Linked DNA regions of Mus musculus: region 2 is linked to region 1. A link is a loop called in an ENCODE intact Hi-C map of the cell type or tissue named here. Cell type or tissue: heart. All regions are shown on one strand. Each heading gives the region's core, and the rest is flanking DNA. Links, peaks and the distances in the headings are about the cores only.

Region 1 (9,106 bases), core at 389-8,388:
GACTGGTAAGACTACCAAAAGGTCAAGGTCAAGTATACATACCATTAGAATCCAAGACTAAGAGGTAAAAAAAAAATAAGAAGAAAGATATTTGAAGAAATAATGGGTGAAACAATTGCAGATTTAAAAAAACAAAACAAAACAAAAACACAAAAAGAACCCTGTAAGTATATATTAGGAGACTCAGCTATTCCCAAGCTGAGAATTATTATTATTTTATAATAAAATAAAATTAAAGTTCCTAGGCACTTTATCACTTAATATATGAAACAAACAAACAAACAGAAATCTTGAGGGCAGCTAGTAAAAAAATTAATACATTCTATACAGAGCCGCCATCCTGGCTTTCTCTCCAAAAACCACAGAGTCGAAAGGCGTCGGAACAACAGCATACTCTCAAGAATGAAGGTGAATCAAGTCTCTCAAGGAGGAAAGTTCAGGAATTTGCCTACAGCAGTTCCGGTCTGCCTGGTCTGATAGCTGCCAAGCTTTACAAGGGAACTAACCCCAGGGGAGAGCTGTTCTCAGACTGTGAAGAAAGGCACTGGAAACGCTAACTGCCTGTTGACATCAATGGTGTAGCTGCAGAAAGGAACCTTTTCTGTGTAAGTTGCTACTATGTAACTGTTGAGAGCAACCTGCATGTGTAACAGAATGCCGGGTATGGGAGTTGCAGAAGGTAATAGGGTATGTGCGCTTGCAAGGACATTTTGCATGGACTGCTACAGAGTTAACGCTAAGCTACAGAAGTTTGTATTTATGGGGATGGAATAGAGGGTTTGCGGAAGGGAAAATGAGAAGAGGATAACATTTGAAATGTAAAATAACATAACCAATGAAAAAAGACAACAAGAGACAGAAACACTGTTGTCATATCTTTGAGTCAAGCCTGGGCAAACATACAAAAACATCAAGAAAGAACATAAAAACAAACAAACAAACAAACAAACAAACAAACAAACATCAAGAAGCCAGGCATGGCTGTGCACTGTCTCCTATCAACACTCCATAGGCAGAAGCTGAGGGAAGTGGTCTACACAGTGAGTTCTAAGCCAGCCCATGTCACAACATGATTATTTTCAGGCTAGAGAGTTGCCTAAAGAGTTAAGAGCACAGACTGCTCTTTCAGAGCACCCATGCCAGGTGGCTTAAAACCACCTGCATGTAACTACAGATCCCATGATATCCCAAGGAATGCAATACCTTGTCCTGTCTCAATTTCATTTCTTTTTTTGGTACCAAATTATAAGAAAAGAAGGGCATTGTATTTAATCTCTGCCTAACCCACCGAAAGAAGTGCTCATGGTACTGTTTGAGAAGGGGGAACAGGAAGACATAGTCAGCATGAACACTTAGTGGTTGCACCAGCACTGTTGTGTGAAATTTCTCCTCTTCCTCCTCTGGAACTCGGAGAAGATCCCGTGTTGGAATCCATACTTCCAGGAAGTCAATGTTTGACATCCACCAAATTGAGCTCTTTCAGTCTATAGCTCCTAGGCTGAACCTTCTGGCCACTCAGCCCATCCACTCCGTCCCACACAGCCTGGAAGGTATCAACATGGTAGCTGTCCATCAAGGGGCCAATATAGAGGTTTGGGTAGGGCCAAGTCGCTACCATGTGCTTCACAATTTTCCTGCGTCTCTTAATGAAGGCCTCCTTGAACAGGGCTGAAGAACACTTTGGGCGGGTGCTCCAGAGCAGAGACGGCGGAGTCTTCATTACTCGCCAGTCCCTGGATGCCAGCTGTTGGAGCGTGAGAAGAGGCCGGGTGCTCATCCTTCCGGAGTCTGGTAGAACGGTCCAGACACAGACACAAGGTGACAAGTCTTCAATTCCAGCAGGGTGAGGCGACTCCAAGATTCCCCGAAGTTTTTTTTTTTTCCATTTTTTATTAGGTATTTAGCTCATTTACATTTCCAATGCTATACCAAAAGTCCCCCATACCCACCCACCCCCACTCCCCTGCCTACCCACTCCCCCTTTTTGGCCCTGGCGTTCCCCTGTACTGGGGCATATAAAGTTTGCAAGTCCAATGGGCCTCTCTTTCCAGTGATGGCCGACTAGGCCATCTTTTGATACATATGCAGCTAGAGTCAAGAGCTCCGGGGTACTGGTTAGTTCATAATGTTGTTCCACCTATAGGGTTGCAGATCCCTTTAGCTCCTTGGGTACTTTCTCTAGCTCCTTCATTGGGAGCCCTGTGATCCATCCATTAGCTGACTGTGAGCATCCACTTCTGTGTTTGCTAGGCCCCGGCATAGTCTCACAAGAGACAGCTACATCTGGGTCCTTTTGATAAAATCTTGCTAGTGTATGCAATGGTGTCAGCGTTTGGATGCTGATTATGGGGTGGATCCCTGGATATGGCAGTCTCTACATGGTCCATCCTTTCATCTCAGCTCCAAACTTTGTCTCTGTAACTCCTTCCAAGGGTGTTTTGTTCCCACTTCTAAGGAGGGGCATAGTGTCCACACTTCAGTCTTCATTTTTCTTGAGTTTCATGTGTTTAGCAAATTGTATCTTATATCTTCGGTATCCTAGGTTTTGGGCTAATATCCACTTATCAGTGAGTACATATTGTGAGAGTTCCTTTGTGTATGTGTTACCTCATTCAGGATGATGCCCTCCAGGTCCATCCATTTGGCTAGGAATTTCATAAATTCATTCTTTTTAATAGCTGAGTAGTACTCCATTGTGTAGATGTACCACATTTTCTGTATCCATTCCTCTGTTGAGGGGCATCTGGGTTCTTTCCAGCTTCTGGCTATTATAAATAAGGCTGCTATGAACATAGTGGAGCATGTGTCCTTCTTACCAGTTGGGGCATCTTCTGGATATATGCCCAGGAGAGGTATTGCTGGATCCTCCGGTAGTACTATGTCCAATTTTCTGAGGAACCGCCAGACTGATTTCCAGAGTGGTTGTACAAGCTTGCAATCCCACCAACAATGGATGAGTGTTCCTCTTTCTCCACATCCTCTCCAGCATCTGGGTTCAATTCCCTCCCCTCATATGGTAGCTTATAATTGTCTGTAACTCCAGTACCAGGAGATCTGATGCCCTCTTCTGGACTCTCAAGCACCAGGTATGGATGTAGTACACAGACAGACAGACATACAGGCAAAGCACTCATGGACATAAAAGAAATACAATAAAATAAAGGAATTTAAAGAGCACACTTATAAGCAGACTTTAGAACAATGGCTGTTAGCAGGGAGAACCACTACCACAAAATGACCAGGGGATAGTTCTCCAAGACAACAGAACAACCATAACTGTGAATGTACCAAGTGCCTGAAACAAAGCCAGGCCGGACTGCAACGAGAGACACATTTAAATGAAAACTGACTTCAGTACTTCTCTCAGGAACTGTTAGCATCAACAGTCAGATTGGGCAAAAAAACAAGAACAAACAAACAAAAAACCCAGACCAAAAACCCCCCAGAAGACCTCTATAATACTAACCCATGGTATCTAGCCACCATTTGTAGAAGTCTCTACTGAGTCCAAGCAGACTACACAGTCTTGGAATGTATGACGGCAATTGAGCACCAAGTGGAAGTCAGAAAATAACCTACTATTTTTGTGTAAAAGAATCGACATCTGCCAGATCCTGACCAATACAGATGCAGATGCTCACAGCCAATGATCAGACAGAGCATGGGGGCCCCAATGGAGGAGTTAGGAGGAGGACTGAGGAGCTGAAGGGGTTTGCAATCCCAAGGAGGAACAACAATATCAACCAACCAGAACCCCCCACTCCCCAAGAGCTCCCAGAGACTAAACCGTCAACCAAAGAGGCCATGTTAGTGAACCTGCTGTCTTGATTCCTTCTCCTGTGTCAGAGAGTCATAGCACAGGTCACCATACACTCTGCTTCACTGACCAGAGCCATCCTGGATTAAACTGTTTTCCCACTGTAATTATTAACAGCACCCTAGTTTGGGTGATATATGAAATACTCTGTCTGGCAGCAGAACCCATGTGATAGTTTGTTGAGAAGTTTTCAGACAGTGACAGGCAGCCAGGCTCAATCCATATTTGAGTGCCCACCGCAGACCAAACAACTTTCCTATGCAGAGGGCAGGGCGGGGAAGAGTCAGCCACTGGGAAATGGCTCAGCGTGACTGCATGGCTTCTGACACCAGGGCTCTCAGAGGGGACCCGCTCTCACGTGACCAAGTAGTGACTTCACTTTCTGTGTAACATGGGCTGCACGAGGACGGAGGTTCGCTAACATGGCCGAGATCTCATACTGGTAAGCGGTGCCATTGGGACTGGAAACCAAGAAGTCAGTCCTGAGCCTTCGAGGCTTCAGTGGCAGTGTGCTGCTAAAGGCGGGGTGGGGGAGGGGGGATAGGGAAGGGGGAGGGGAGCCTGCAGTGTTACACATCCACTTACCACACTATACCCACAATGCCCACCTCCCCTTCTAATAAATGTACACTCAAGCATCAGTGCACCCCAGTTGTATCCCAAAAATCTTTGAAGAAAACCAACAGGCCTAGTGCTATCACTCAGTGTGCCTAGCCTGCTGGAGTCCCTGGGTTCTTGGCCAGCATCAAATCAAGTCAGGTGGTTCATGGCCAGAATCCTAAGATTGTGGGGGTGGAGATAAGAGAACCAGACCGTCAAGGTCATCTTCTAACATAGAGAGTTTGAGGCCAGTCTAGAATTCATGACACTCTCTTTAAAAAACAAACCCCATTCCACCCCACCCCCACCCCCAAATCTTAGTGCCCAAATCTGAGAGAAGTGACATGGCGGCTCATAGCAACCACATATTCCCCATGAATCAGAAGTCCTCTCTGTTGGAGAGAAGAAAGCTGGGCACCCATATGTGCAGTAATTATTTCCTGTGACTCACATCTGGAATTGGCCTGAGCATCAAGTTCCTCCCTTGTGCACAGCGGTGAGGAGCTGTGAAGTGCTCCCTGCTGGCCCTATGGGAGGCATTGAGGGTCTGTGCAGACAGTGCTCCCTGCTGGCTCTTTTGGAGGCACTGGGACGCTGTGTAGCTAGTGCTCCCGATAGTCCCTTGTGAGGAAATAGGGAGGAAGGTTTGGAGAGCACAGAAACCCCAGTCCTTGCCAATAAGGAAGGCAGGAAGGCAGCTGGTCCTGCAATCCGTCAGAAACTGATGTTGTACTGCCCCCGTGTGGTGGTTCTATAGCAGTACCACGTTAGTGTAGCTAGTTTGCTGGGGTCCCTGCTTTAACGCATACTAATGAGGGATGGGAGGAGCTTCCACTGGTACACCTACCTAACGTGATGTTGTCTTTCCTTTTCCTCATGCATGCCATACTAAAGGAGCAAAATACCTTCATCCTTTGGCTGCCCTGGGAAACCCCCTGGAAGAAGCTGCATAGACTGCTGAATAGACACACTGCTGTTCCTGGCCCTCCTGACCTTAATGAGAGTTGGCTGGGCTACAAGTCAAGAGTGTGACATCTACAGCCTGAGTGAGATTCAGAAGCACTCGGAGCCTGAGACAACAACTCTGTCTGTCCATTCAGTGCCTGCTTCCTACGATAGATCTGAGTTTATTCCAAGGAGAAGCTTGTCACCTGGCACTTTGAGATGGCGACAGATACACCTCCTTTTATTGGAGGGGTTGAGACAGGGTTTCTCTATTGAGCCCTGGTTATCCTAGAACTCACTCTGCAGATCGGGCTGACCCAGACCTCACTGAGATCCCCTCATCGTCCTCCTGATTAAAGGCATGTGCCTCCACCATCCAGCTAGACAGGTGCGTTTCAACCTCGATGGCCTTTGGAAAGAAAGCCTGTGTCCAAAAGTCAAGGCGTTCCGCACCTGTGAACTGGCATTTGAGACTGAAGTACATGTGTAGACATGCACTGCACACATATAAAATTGAGCATACACGTGCATGTACACAAGGACACACATGTATGAGTACACAAGTCACACGTGTGGGCACACCTGCAGGCACACTAAAAATAGTGACACAGAAGTCCACAGTCGACTTCAGCCCCAGGTAGCCCTTTGGGAGGCCTGACCTCCTTTCTGCAGGAGCATCCTGGTGGGTAAGACTGAGAAGACTCAGGTAGGTTGAGAATGCTGAGAACTCCTGGGAGTTCTTCCATGGATGCTGGATGACAGAGCCCAGCAAGCCAAGCTTTGGGGAATCTTATTACTACTGAGTAGATTCCAGCTGATGGGTTGACAATGTGATCGCAGCTTTGTCAGCCCTGTGGGTCACCTGGATGTCCCACGTCCATGCAACATGGGACCAGGCACCTCTCAGAAGCCAAGGCAGACGGCTCTGTACTAGGAAGAAAAGGCCACCTGGATCAGTTCTAAGTGTGACCTCCCTAACTCCTTAAATGATTGCAATGTCTTCTCTATTGGAAATTAAATAACACTGTTGAATGGGGTTGTTCTTATCTTGTTGTTCTGATTTTGTTTTAGATTTTAACATTTTATTGATTTTTTTTTGTGAACTTCACATCATGCATGCCAATCCCACTCATCTCCCCCTTCCCCATACCTGCCCCCCCCCACAACCTTTTCCTGCAACAGAGAGAAAACTTGTGTGGAAGCTATAGTGTTGGCATGCCCACAGCATTCGCTTTTGTCCACACTTCTTTGTTTGAAATGCTCATTGCAACGACTCGTTGGTCTGGCACGAAGCTCCTGCCTTCTGCCTCTCTATCTACACTGGAACCTCACTGGGACGCCTCTCAGATATCCTGCTGTTGCCCTGTGTCATGGAGATCCTGTAGTTTTGGATCTGTAGAACCAGCCCCTTCCTGCACTCCAGCAGATCAATGATGGGGTAGATATTGGGATGGACCAATTGAAAGCCCTGGATCTGGGCCTGAGGGGCATCGGAGATGGTCATCCTGCCTGCTGGGCTCTCATGCCCTTGGGGCTAGCTCACCCTCAACCCCCACAACCAGTGCCAGCTCTAGGTGCCCAGGTGAGGTGCAGGGACTGCTGCCCTGAGTGCTACAGCCAGCTAGGAACATGGCTAGCTCTCCCACGCATAATCCTGAGGGCCAGATTTCTCATCAGCCATAGATGTGGGGGAGGGGAAGAAGGTGTCATTCCTTCTTACTCTCCAGTGCCCAGCAGACAAGGCGCAGGGCCAGCTCACCTGCAACCTTCACATCGGGGACCAGCTCTGCTATGCTGCCCAGGCAAGGTTCAGGGCCTGCTCTCCCAACTGATGCATCGGGTGGAAGGCAGAGCTAACTCTCCCATGCTCACATCCTCAGGGCTGGCTCACCCATACTCCTGTCATCTTGGTCAGTTCCACGTGAGGTGCAGGGCTGTACTACAGCTGGTGAAAGACAGGGTCAGCTCCCCTGCTCTCACGAGTCCAGGGCCAGGTATCCTGACTTCTGCAGGTGGTGAGGGGCAAGGTGGGAAAAAAGTATCTCCCTCTCATCCACACCACGTCAGGGAGACAGGTAGCGGTAGGGCCAGCCCTACCATGTGCTAGCATCCTTAGAGCCTGCTAACCCCCAACTCCTGCACTGTTTGGGCCCCTGAGTACTGTGGCTGGCTCTGGGCGGGGTCTGCTCTCCTGCTCTCAGGCCTCTAGGGCCAGCTCTCCCACAATGCCCAGGTGAAGGGTGAGGCTAGCTCTGCTTAGCCCTCTGACATCAACGTGTCCTTAGTGGCAGCCCAGACCAGGGACATCCACCTGGCCTTTGGTTGTGACAGATCCCTCCTACTGCAGGGCCTCGGACCCAGATGTGACCCCCAGTGTTAGCACAGGACCCCACCATGATCCTAGGTTGCATCACCAGCTACTGGCATCTGGCTGTTCCTTATTACCCTCAAGTTTCCAGCCCTACCTCTCTTTGTTGTGCCCATGTTCTTCTCTCTTTCTCTCCCATTGCTCTACCACTTACTTGCTCCACTTCATGGCACCCAGGGTCTCTGAGTGTCTGGGGTTGTTTCAGGTAATCTCAGGAGTGCTATGTTCTACTCATGCAGTATAGTGCCTGGCAGGGGTCATCTCCAGCGTGGTCTGCCTCCCCCAGGTTTGGGGGTAGGGGGCTACCAGACTCATAATCATCTCAGGCTAGCTCCCTATCAGGCCTCCTGGTGCCAGTCTGGTGGTCATTTCAGGCTCACTCCTTTACTGGCCCATCCAAGTGGCCTCTGTCTTAGGGTCACCCCTGCCTGGGGCCTGTGTTCCTAGGTGGGGTTCTTCTAGTCTTTGGCCTGCTTCCCATCCTGGTCACCCGTCTAGGCCTGCCTGGTGCCAGACTGGTGGTTGTCTCAGGCTTGCTTTTGTTCCAGAGAATGTTAGTCTACTGATCATTCAGATATCCATATGTCAACACACTGAGCATAGACATAGCCTCTCTCCCCTCTGTCACCCATGACACACAGGTGATGTAGCAGCCACACCTACAATGCCTCCAGGGGCAGGGCTTTTTTGTTGTTTTGTTTTTTTGTTGTTTTATGTGTATCTCTGCTTTGGCTGACCTGCAACTATGTAGCCCATGCTGGCCATAAATTTGAGGCAGTCTGGGCTGGAGAGATGGCTTAGTGGCTAAGAGCATCAGTTGTTATTCTAGAGGACCAGGGTTCCATTTCCAGCACCCATATGGCAGCTCAAAACTGTAACTTCAGTTCTAGAGGATCTGACACTCTCATACAGGCAAAACACTAATGTACATGAAACAAAAAATATTTTTTGAAGCAGTCTGCCCCAGCTTCCTGAGAAGCAGCTTGCCTCCCCACTCCCTTCTTTAACACACACACCTTTGTCTCCTCGTCTGTGTCTCTGACTGTCTCAGTGTTTCCTACATCCTTGGTTATCCTACATCACTGACCTTGTGAAGGTGCAGAAGGTGCCTTTGACATCCTAAGCTTTCTGCCTGCACCACTCTCAGCCACACTGGTCTATGTGCTGCTGTCCATCAAATCCCAGCTGCTGTGCACACTGGGTGAGCATTCTGCAAGCTGAGCTGCACTTCAGCCCATAATGTCCCCTTCCTCATTTCTATTGACAGTTCTTCACTGGGTAACTCATTTTGCCCACTCTCTTTTGGAAATGCTATGTCTTATTTAAAATGTACTTGAAAATGACCTCACCACTGTGGGATCATTGACCTGCCCACT
Region 2 (9,106 bases), core at 691-8,690, 600 kb before region 1:
CTGGCTTGAGTGCTTGAAATCTCAAAGCTCACCTCCAGTGACATAGTTCTTCCAACAAGCCTATACCTATTCTAATAAAGCCATACATCCTAATAGTACCACTTTCTATGAGCCTATGGGGCCATTTCATTAAATCAATCGAATCAATTCAAATCAAACCAATGAATTCCATTTTACCAAATCCAATGGAATTTCTTACTAGCCACTTAACTCATCATATGAATATTATTTAGCAATAGATTCCCATGTCCTAGAAGAAACACTCTGTTAAGTTTGTTGATTCTGCCTCCAGGATACCACTCTGGGTGTCTCTTCCTCAACCACTCCATGACCTTGTTTGCAGGTGTCTTCTGGCTCTTCCCTCTTTAACATGGGCATGTACAAATTTGATCCTCAGATATCTTCTCTTGCCATTTTATCTCCTCCACAGTGCAGTCTTGTCCTCAGGCTTTCAATACCACATACACATCACCGTGCCAGCCCAGCTCCAGGCTTGTAGCCAACAGTCATTAAGACATCTCTTTTGGATATATAGCAGCTATTGTAAATTTAACTCATTCCAAAACAACAATCTTGTGGGTTGTTTATCATCACCATCATCATCATCATCAATTTGTGCCATCGTCATTTATTGAAAACTCAAGGCTTCTTGTTACTCAAACTCCATCTTAGAACCAAATAGGACTCTTTTGTGTCACAAAGGTAGTAAAAGAGGAGACCAATAGGTCTCCTTGGCAGAAAAGAGTCTATATTTGGAATCTGAAAATGGCAATACTATATAAAAAAAAAAAAGACATCTCTTCAGGAAACAGTGCTGAAACCACCAGGCACCCGGGGTTAGATAAGTCCAGACTGACAGCTGAAGGTGTCACAGTTTACAATCCTCTCACTGTCAGGGAGGACTGAAAACTGCTGGGAGACAATGCAGGAGAAAGTCTAAATGGCCTGGGTACAGCATGGCGTTTCTTTGAGAAGCTGAACTTCACTGAAAAGTGCTGCTTCAGAAGTGGCTGTGTCAGAACAAGGAGAAAACAGGTGTCAGGCTGGGAGAGGCAATTCCTCAAAAGAGCACATCTGACAAAGCTGTGCTCTTTATTCCAAAGCTGAAGATGGTCTAGAACCACTCCAAAGGCCATACTGGGGAGGCCAAAGCAGGAGGGGGGTGAGTTTGGAGCTAATTAGGTTACACAGTGACTCTTGACTCCAAGAGCAACAAGCAGAAGAGCTAATTAAAGCTGTTTTCCCCAATATTCAAATAACACCTAAAATTCAACAATAGGGAAAATTTTAAACCAATTTAAAAACCGTAATAGCACCTGAACAGACACTTCAGCAAAGGTGCGCAGCCAGCCAGTGAGCAAATGAAGCAAATGTAACCTAATGCGAGAGGAGAAAATTGCAAATTAAAAGAATGAGATGCAACTATGCAAAATATCCAAATCCAAAACACAGTCAACTGCAAATGAAGACACAGCCACTTGGAAAGACGGATTGGCTGTTTGTTAGAAAATTAAACACCATCCCTTGGAGGCAATCCAGCTGACCTTCAGTAGATGCATAGAGAAATAAACTGTGATACGTTCAGCCAGTGGATAGGACTTAGCATATAAAGGAATGACCTCATACTTTGGGAAAAGAAACAGAGAAAGCTCAAATGCATCTTTTTAAGAGAGGGAAGGCAACCTGAGAAAAATATTAGTGGCTTGATACCAGCCAGCCAACAGTCTGGAAAGGAGTACACGATGACTCAGCAAAAAGATCCATGCATGTCAAGGATTGTGGGATATAAAAGTTACTGAGGCAGAGTGGAGAATTTTTAGAGCAACGAACCTATTTTGTATGATATTACAAAGGTAAATGGTGACTAAATGTCATACACCCATGGACTCCACAGGACCAACCCAATGTGGACCGTAGACTTTGGACAAAAATGATGGGTCAGGAAAGGTTCACTGATTATGACAAATAAGTTCCCTGGGTGTGGATGCTGGTGGTAGGAGAGACTGTGTGTGAGGACAGGGGGCTCATGGGAGCCATGTACCTTCTCATAAAATTTTCTGTAAACCTAAATATAATCCATAATAAAATTTATTAATTAAAGAATACTTAAAATTTAAAGTGCATTAAAATTTTATTAGACTTCTTCCTCCTCTTCCTCCTCCTCTTCCTCCTCTTCCCCCTCTTCCTCCTCTTCCTCCTTCTCTTCTTCTTCCTCCTCCTCTCCCTCCCCCCCCCAAACTCAGAAACTCCATTCTAATGAGTGAAACATAGTGAAGAACCATGTCCTGTGGTTTCTGAAAATCAGAGGAGAATGGTTCCTGAGAGAAGTCAGTTGTCATGTCCTGGGGACACCCTAACAGCCACAGACAAAAACTGTCAAGCTGTCAGATAAATCTGTCTCCTGTGGATGCTTTCACAGAAGCCACAAAGCCAGGCAGCTTCTGAGTCCTAGGTCACAGAAATGCTGAGAGAATAAATGTTAATTACAACCATTTGAGCTATTGAATTTGGGGTGATTTGTATAGAATAGTACATAATGGACACAGCCTTCACTAACTGACCGTTGTCCTCTACTGTGTTTTCTAGAACAGCAGGAGGCTGAGTGTACAATTGGGTTTATATGTAAATTGGGTTTTCAATATCAGAGGATGGCTTTCTTAAATATGACAAGAATTAAAATGTGAAACTAGAAGCAATAAAAATCACAAGCTGGCTTGAACAGTGCTATGTATAGCCTATAAGTGGTGTGTATACCAATAGGTCCAGTCAGAAAGTGAGCTCTAGAATGTGGTTCTCCATACGCTTCGGCCACAGCGCCCTCCTGTACCCCAAATAAGCACTACATCCACCTCTTCCTCATGCTGAGTGACAGGACATCCGCCATAGTCCAAGGCTTTACATCGGCACACGTCCAAATAAAATGAAATAGAATAAAGTATAGTTTCTGGAGGCTTGCCTGGAGGAGTGAAAATTTTCCCCTAATGTGTGTCATTGGCCAGAATAAGGTCGCATGGCTTTTCCTAAGCCACTAGGAGGAGATGGGGGTTAGCTGCAGGTCATCCAGCCCCCACCCCCCCACCCCACCCCTACCCCACCCCCACCCCCCCACCCCACCCCCACCCCCACCCCCCACCCCCACCCCCGGCTGCTAAGATTTGGTATCTGTCAACTTTCCTACTGGCCTCTGCATTGGGAGGAAAAGAGATGGAAGAGCCAGGGAGGAGAAAGAGGGGACCTAGCATGGGCAGATTTTGTGATGTGCATCTTAATTTCTGGTTCCTGAAAGGCTGGGGAGACAGCCAGGTAGTGAACGCAAACAAAATCTCCGCAATACATTTCACATGTCTGCAGGCTTGACTTCCTAACTGAGATGTCCCTCACGTACGGTGGGTCATTTGAATTTGTGCAGGGGTTTCTTTTTGCTGGAGAATTTAGAATGTAATAAATACTTCGGTTTATTAAAGGACTTTAAAACCTTAATAAAGCACTGGGCTTATTTATGGAGGAGGAGGAGGAAGAGGAGAAAGGGCTATGAAGAGTCTCTCTATAGCACAGGTTAAAATATGCATCCTTTCTGAGCCGGGAGACTTCACAGAGGGCTGCTCTTTGTGCTATTGGGTGGCCTTTAATATCTTTGAAATATGGCATAATTAGGAGCCTGAACTCTGTTCTAATGTCTACAGCAACACTTTGTCAAACTAGGTTCAGGATCATATACAAACTCTGACACTAGAGGGAGTGCATAATGTATGACAGAGCGGAGAGCACACACCCAATAAATTCACAGGAAACTGCAGAGAAGCTAGCCACAACTTTCCTTATGCTCTGCCCTCCGGCCCCCACCTTTGTCATCCAAAAAAAAAAAAAAAATCATCGAAGGTTTCTCTCCCCTTTGAGCTTTGGTTGTGGTTGCTGGGGTGTTTAAAGAACTCCAAAAAGTGTGCTCCATTTTTAGAGTCTCTCTAAGGTTCTCTTCTCATGTATTTTTAAAATATATATTGTTTTCTATTTCCCACATACTTGGCGGCAAAATTAAAATTACTCTTTCTTGCTTCCCTCTGTTTCTGACTTGGTTGAGGTGCTAAGCGTATAGTAATATGACTTAAACATGAGAGGACCCGAGGTTTGCTCCACTTGGAAGATGTAGTCTAGTCTATTGAGCACTGCATTCACCCTTGCCCCTCATTCCCTCTCAAAAGATGCTGCTGGCTGCTTAACAGCCAACGCCAAGCAATTAGCAAGTCATATCTAAGGCATGTTTACTTCCTAATGTCAAAAGTTTCCCATGCTCTAACAAACGGAATGCTTACATCTGTAAATATGTAAATGCCTGTGAATATGATGGAGCTGTGATCATCAAAGGGGCTACACACCAGTGAGCGATTGTGGCATTCTGAGACCCATGACAAATGTAATAGCCACAATGCTTCTCTGTAACCGTTTTTGTGTGTGCATTCTGCATCCCACAGTTATCTGAAATCCATCCTGTACTGCATACATCTCTGAGTTACCCGTAAATTGTCTCCTTAATGGAAATTAAAATTAGAAAAATTAAAACGCAGTCTCATTATGAAAGAGTCCTGGGCTTTATCCAAGAGAGTGAAATGACCCATACAAGTGACATATCCCAAACCACATTCCTCATTTCTGAACGACTCATGCCTCGTTCCAGACACCGGGGTATTTGTACAGACGTACATGACAGAGAGATTTCCAGTTAAGGCATTGTAGTTCCTCCCAATGTTCTGGAAAGTTAAACTTGTTTTCAGACAGTGGCATGTCTACCTAATTTTTGGCATAATGATTGTTTTGTTAAAATAAAATGAACAGCAATGAAGCACTCCGTGAGAAATCCTAGGCTGATGCTATGGTATCCCTCTAAGGGCTCACTCTGTTCACTTGACATAACAGTTTCTATTCAGGGAGCAAAGGGGACAGACAGGGTGTGCAGGCCGTGGCTCCTCAGTTTGAGGTCTGCATGGAAAGCTTTTGCATGTTTTCCTGAACCACCTTAGGACTCTCCAAAGTGACGTTCCTCTGCTTCTTTTTTATTATTCAGTGTAGTTTGAGTGCATTGAAAAGCCCCAAAGCATCATCGGATTCAACCATTCACTGTCTCCTTTTTTTACCCTGTACCCTTCTACACCCACCACCCGCCCTTTTCTTTCCCTTTGCCTCGTTTGATCTACAAATTGCATTTATTATTTTCCCATTGTGTATCACTTAAACAACCACCCACCTCCTAAAGCATCCTGCTGAAGTGTTTTCATCTGTGAGCACTGGTCATATATCTTGACTTGAGGTTAGATTAGACTATTTATTTATTTATTTATTTATTTAATGTATATGAGTACACTGTAGCTGTCTTCAGACACACCAGAAGAGGGCATTGGATCCCATTATAGAAGGTTGTGAGCCACCATGTAGGTGCTGGGAATTGAACACGGAGCCTCTGGAAGAGCAGTCAGTGCTCTTAACCGCTGAGCCATCTCTCCAGCCCCTAAAGTAATCTTTTATTTCACTAAAAATGGATGAAACCCAGTGTGGCAGTTTATGCCTGTGCTCCCAGCACTTCGGAAACAGGGGGATCTCAAATTCCAGTTAGCCTGGATTACAGAGTGAGACTCCATCTCAAACAAAACAAAGCAAACTAAATCAATGCTAGGTGAGAACTGACCCTCCAAAGTTGTCCTCTGCCCTAGCTTCCATGGCACCAGAAGCTGCCATGCAGGTTTCCAAAGGAAGGAATCAACCAGCCTTTGTACCCAGCCATGGTAACGATGAACCACAACAGTGACCAGCACGGCAAGCTAACCTGAGAGTGCAGTAGTGGCACGCATACCTTGGAGATAACCAACAGCTCTCTAATTGGACTTCCTCTTAAGAAGAAGAAAAACCATGCTTGGAACTGGGAGCCTAGCCAACTGTCCAGGGCTGGAGGAGTCATGGATCTCGGAGGAAAGCCCACAACCACCACTTTACTAAACCCGTATGATTCTTACTACATTCTAAATATTTATTCTTATACGGCAGATAAGTGTAGTGTTCACCTCTCACCAAGGAAACTACTCTTTGCAACAAACAGAGATCACTAGAGAAAACTACAGCCAATCTGAATGCAGACTTGTGGAACTCAGCCAGTCCCATGGATACATCTACCAAACAACTCTGGCACCTAAGGGTCAGGGATATTTCAGAAGAGGGGGTGGGAAGAGTGTAAAAAACCAAAGGATCAGGGAGTTGGCTGTGATAGTGAGTCTTTTAGAAATGTCGGAAGCTGCACACATAGTCTCACCAACATGGCCTTCTAAACATGAGTTGAACAAAGATGACACTAACAGACATGCTAAGGTGGATGTGAGTCTGGTGTGAAGACTCCATGAGGCCTTCTTCCTACACTAAGAACTACAGGCAACTACTAGAGGCTGAGACTGGGAGGAAGAGTCTCCTCCAGAGAACACACTGATTGGTTATCCCATGCCAAATGGTCAGCCCCGAAAACATACATGCACATGAGGCTATGCAGACTAAGCAGATGTGTTTAGGAATATGTATGTATACACACACACACACACACACACACACACACACATATATATATATATATATATATATATATATATGGATGTGACAACAACTAATGAAAAAGAGGATATGAGTTTGAAGGAGAGAAAGGAGGGGTATATGGAAAAACTTGGAGGGAGAAAAAAGAAGGGAGAAACGATGTGATTATATTAAAAATATCAATAAAAAAGCAATAATTTTTAAAAAATTAAATACAACTTATTTATATAAGATATTTTTAAAAACTAGTTTTCTTTAAGAAAAGATAAAAAGAAACTGTCATTTACCCCCCACATGCATGCTAGCCAAATCATCCACAGAAACATAAATCAACCAATCAATCAATCAATCAATCAATATTTTTAAAAATTTAGTTAAAATAAAGCAAAAATACAAGAAAATTGTTTTTCATTTAATAAATTTTCACTTAGGAGGAGTGTTACCAGGTTTGAATCCAAGATGGCGAGGAAAGAGACCATGCGGATAAAAGCACAATTTTAACTGACAGATAATTACTATAAAATATTATGAGGCACAGGGTAATGTTTTGACACATTGTACATTCTATTATCATCAAATCATCAGTCTTAGATTATCCTTTATTCCACTTGTCATTATTATTATTATTATTATTATTATTATTATTATTAGCTTACCCATCATCCCATCCGTCATTACTTTTATTATTATCATCACTATTGTTGTTATTATTATTATTATCATCATCTTACCCAGCATTCCATCTGTTATTCCTTTATGATGAACTATTTGGAACCCTTTCTGCTCCCTCTGGGTACTGGAGCCCTGCTATCCTGGGAACTGTAATGGCTCTTCTGTCATAGCTCACTTGAGCACACGCCTTCCTCTAGCTGTGGCTGTGTCTGTCCTAACCAGCTTCCCTTTTCTCCAGAGTCACTGGTAAGCGCCATGCTACTCTCTGCTTTGTCTTGGTGTGTCTTTCCCACTGACTGTCAGGATCCAGAGCCCGCCACACTGCTGTCTTCTGGAGCTGCTTCTTCCCTGTGCTGCCTGTTTCCTTTGCAAGGTTGTTTGGTTGTTTGACACAATTCCAATTCCATATGGATCTCTCTCTGTCTCTCTCTGTCTCTGTCTCTGTCTCTCCCCCTCTCTTACACACACATACACACACACACACACACACACACAGACACACACACACACACACACTAACACACTTTGTCATCAGAGATTTTTTTAAGAAAATATTTTATTCTCATTTTTACTTTTTACAAACATTTTCCTGCAACTTTGATGTGTTCTATTCCTAATCGTCCTTTATACTAAACAATAAATTTATTTATATAGCACTATTTTAGAGTTTTACCTGTGTAAGTTTTACAGGTACAAATTCTTACTGTTTAATACTATGGTTTCATATACCTACATGCAGAACTCAAGACAATATTAAAGCTCCCAAGAAAATTTTGTGTCTAAGTATAAGCTGGTTCACATTAATTTAACCACAGAAATCTAGTTGAGAGAGGGGGAGAGGGAGGGGGAGAGAGAGAGGGAAGAGAGGGAGAGGGAGGAGAGGGAGGAGAGGGAGGAGAGGGAGAGGGAGGAGAGGGAGAAGAGGGAGAGGGAGAGGGAGGAGGGAGAGAGAGAGTAAAATATCCAAATATCCAACCTAGCTTGATCTTTTATACCCAGATCTCAGGTTATATTTAAAAAAACTATGCACACTAAGAAATAGATACCAATAAACTAGTAAACATTCCATGTTAAATTCACTTGTAGGAAATGACTGTTGGAGATATTAAGGAAACAATGTTGTTTTCTAATCAAATCTACCCTGTAAATAACCTGTTTCTTACCTAGGCATGTGAGTAACCTGTGCCTTACATATGTATGTAAGTAAACTTGTGCCTTACCTAGGTGTGTAAATAACATTGTATAGGTCTATAAAAATGTGTAAATAAACTTGTACCTTACCTAGGTGTGAAAATGACTCAGTGCCTTGCCTAAGTGTGTAAATAAGTGTGTGCCTTACCTGGGTGTGTAAAGAGGAAGACTGAAGGAAGCACAACGTGTGGTTTTGTTCATGGAGTTCTCATCAGCTGTGGCGAAGGAATGCTTTTATTGACAAAGAAGAATGCTCACAACACGCCAGAGTGCAAAAACAAGTTACAAAGCACAGTCCGTACTTCTTCGAGGAAATGATGTATACAGAGATAGATGGCGGAAGGATGAAGATGCTTATCAATTTATTTCTGTTAGAGAAAACTATTTTAAGTTTTTTTCAATAAGGGATTCTAAAAACCAGTATTTTTCAGGAAATTGTCATACCAGCCATTTTTGCCTTTTCTTTAGGCTGACATCCAAACAAAACAAAACAAAACAATCAAATAAAACAAAAATTGCTGCTTCACTTTTCTGCTTTCCCTACCCTGAGTCTCTATACTCTTATAAAGAAGCGAGGATAGTTGTTTCGCATACAGCATGTGGGTATTAGTTGTTCAAACTTTTATTAAAGTTTTCATATGGCTAAAATACTATTCGATAGTATTATATCCCTTTAAAT

What was found. A loop is a pair of places that touch in the nucleus more often than their neighbours do. Peaks named below come from ENCODE experiments on the same cell type or tissue, not always from the same donor. Only the 100,000 strongest peaks of a DNase experiment are listed, where the experiment ranks them.
Region 2: a loop joins it to region 1, with 2.5 times the contacts of the local background. A loop is called at or near these places in 9 of 42 quality-filtered maps.

Annotation. Positions count from the first base shown.
Region 1 is chr6:50,531,624-50,540,729 of GRCm38, forward strand. Gm31279 (a long non-coding RNA gene) reads left to right here. Exons shown (of 4, transcript XR_377652.4): 2 at 1,667-1,843; 3 at 4,150-4,259; 4 at 5,312-6,392. Gm26289 (a small nucleolar RNA gene) reads right to left here and starts at 8,411; the gene lies at 8,281-8,411. In heart, for the core only: a CTCF peak has its summit at 5,172 (motif pointing left); a DNase peak (open chromatin) is centred at 5,028.
Region 2 is chr6:49,926,525-49,935,630 of GRCm38, forward strand. No RefSeq gene overlaps it. Among named protein-coding and RNA genes, the nearest start is that of Npy, 110 kb to the left of the region's middle. In heart, for the core only: a CTCF peak has its summit at 3,733; no DNase peak of the experiment used is centred there.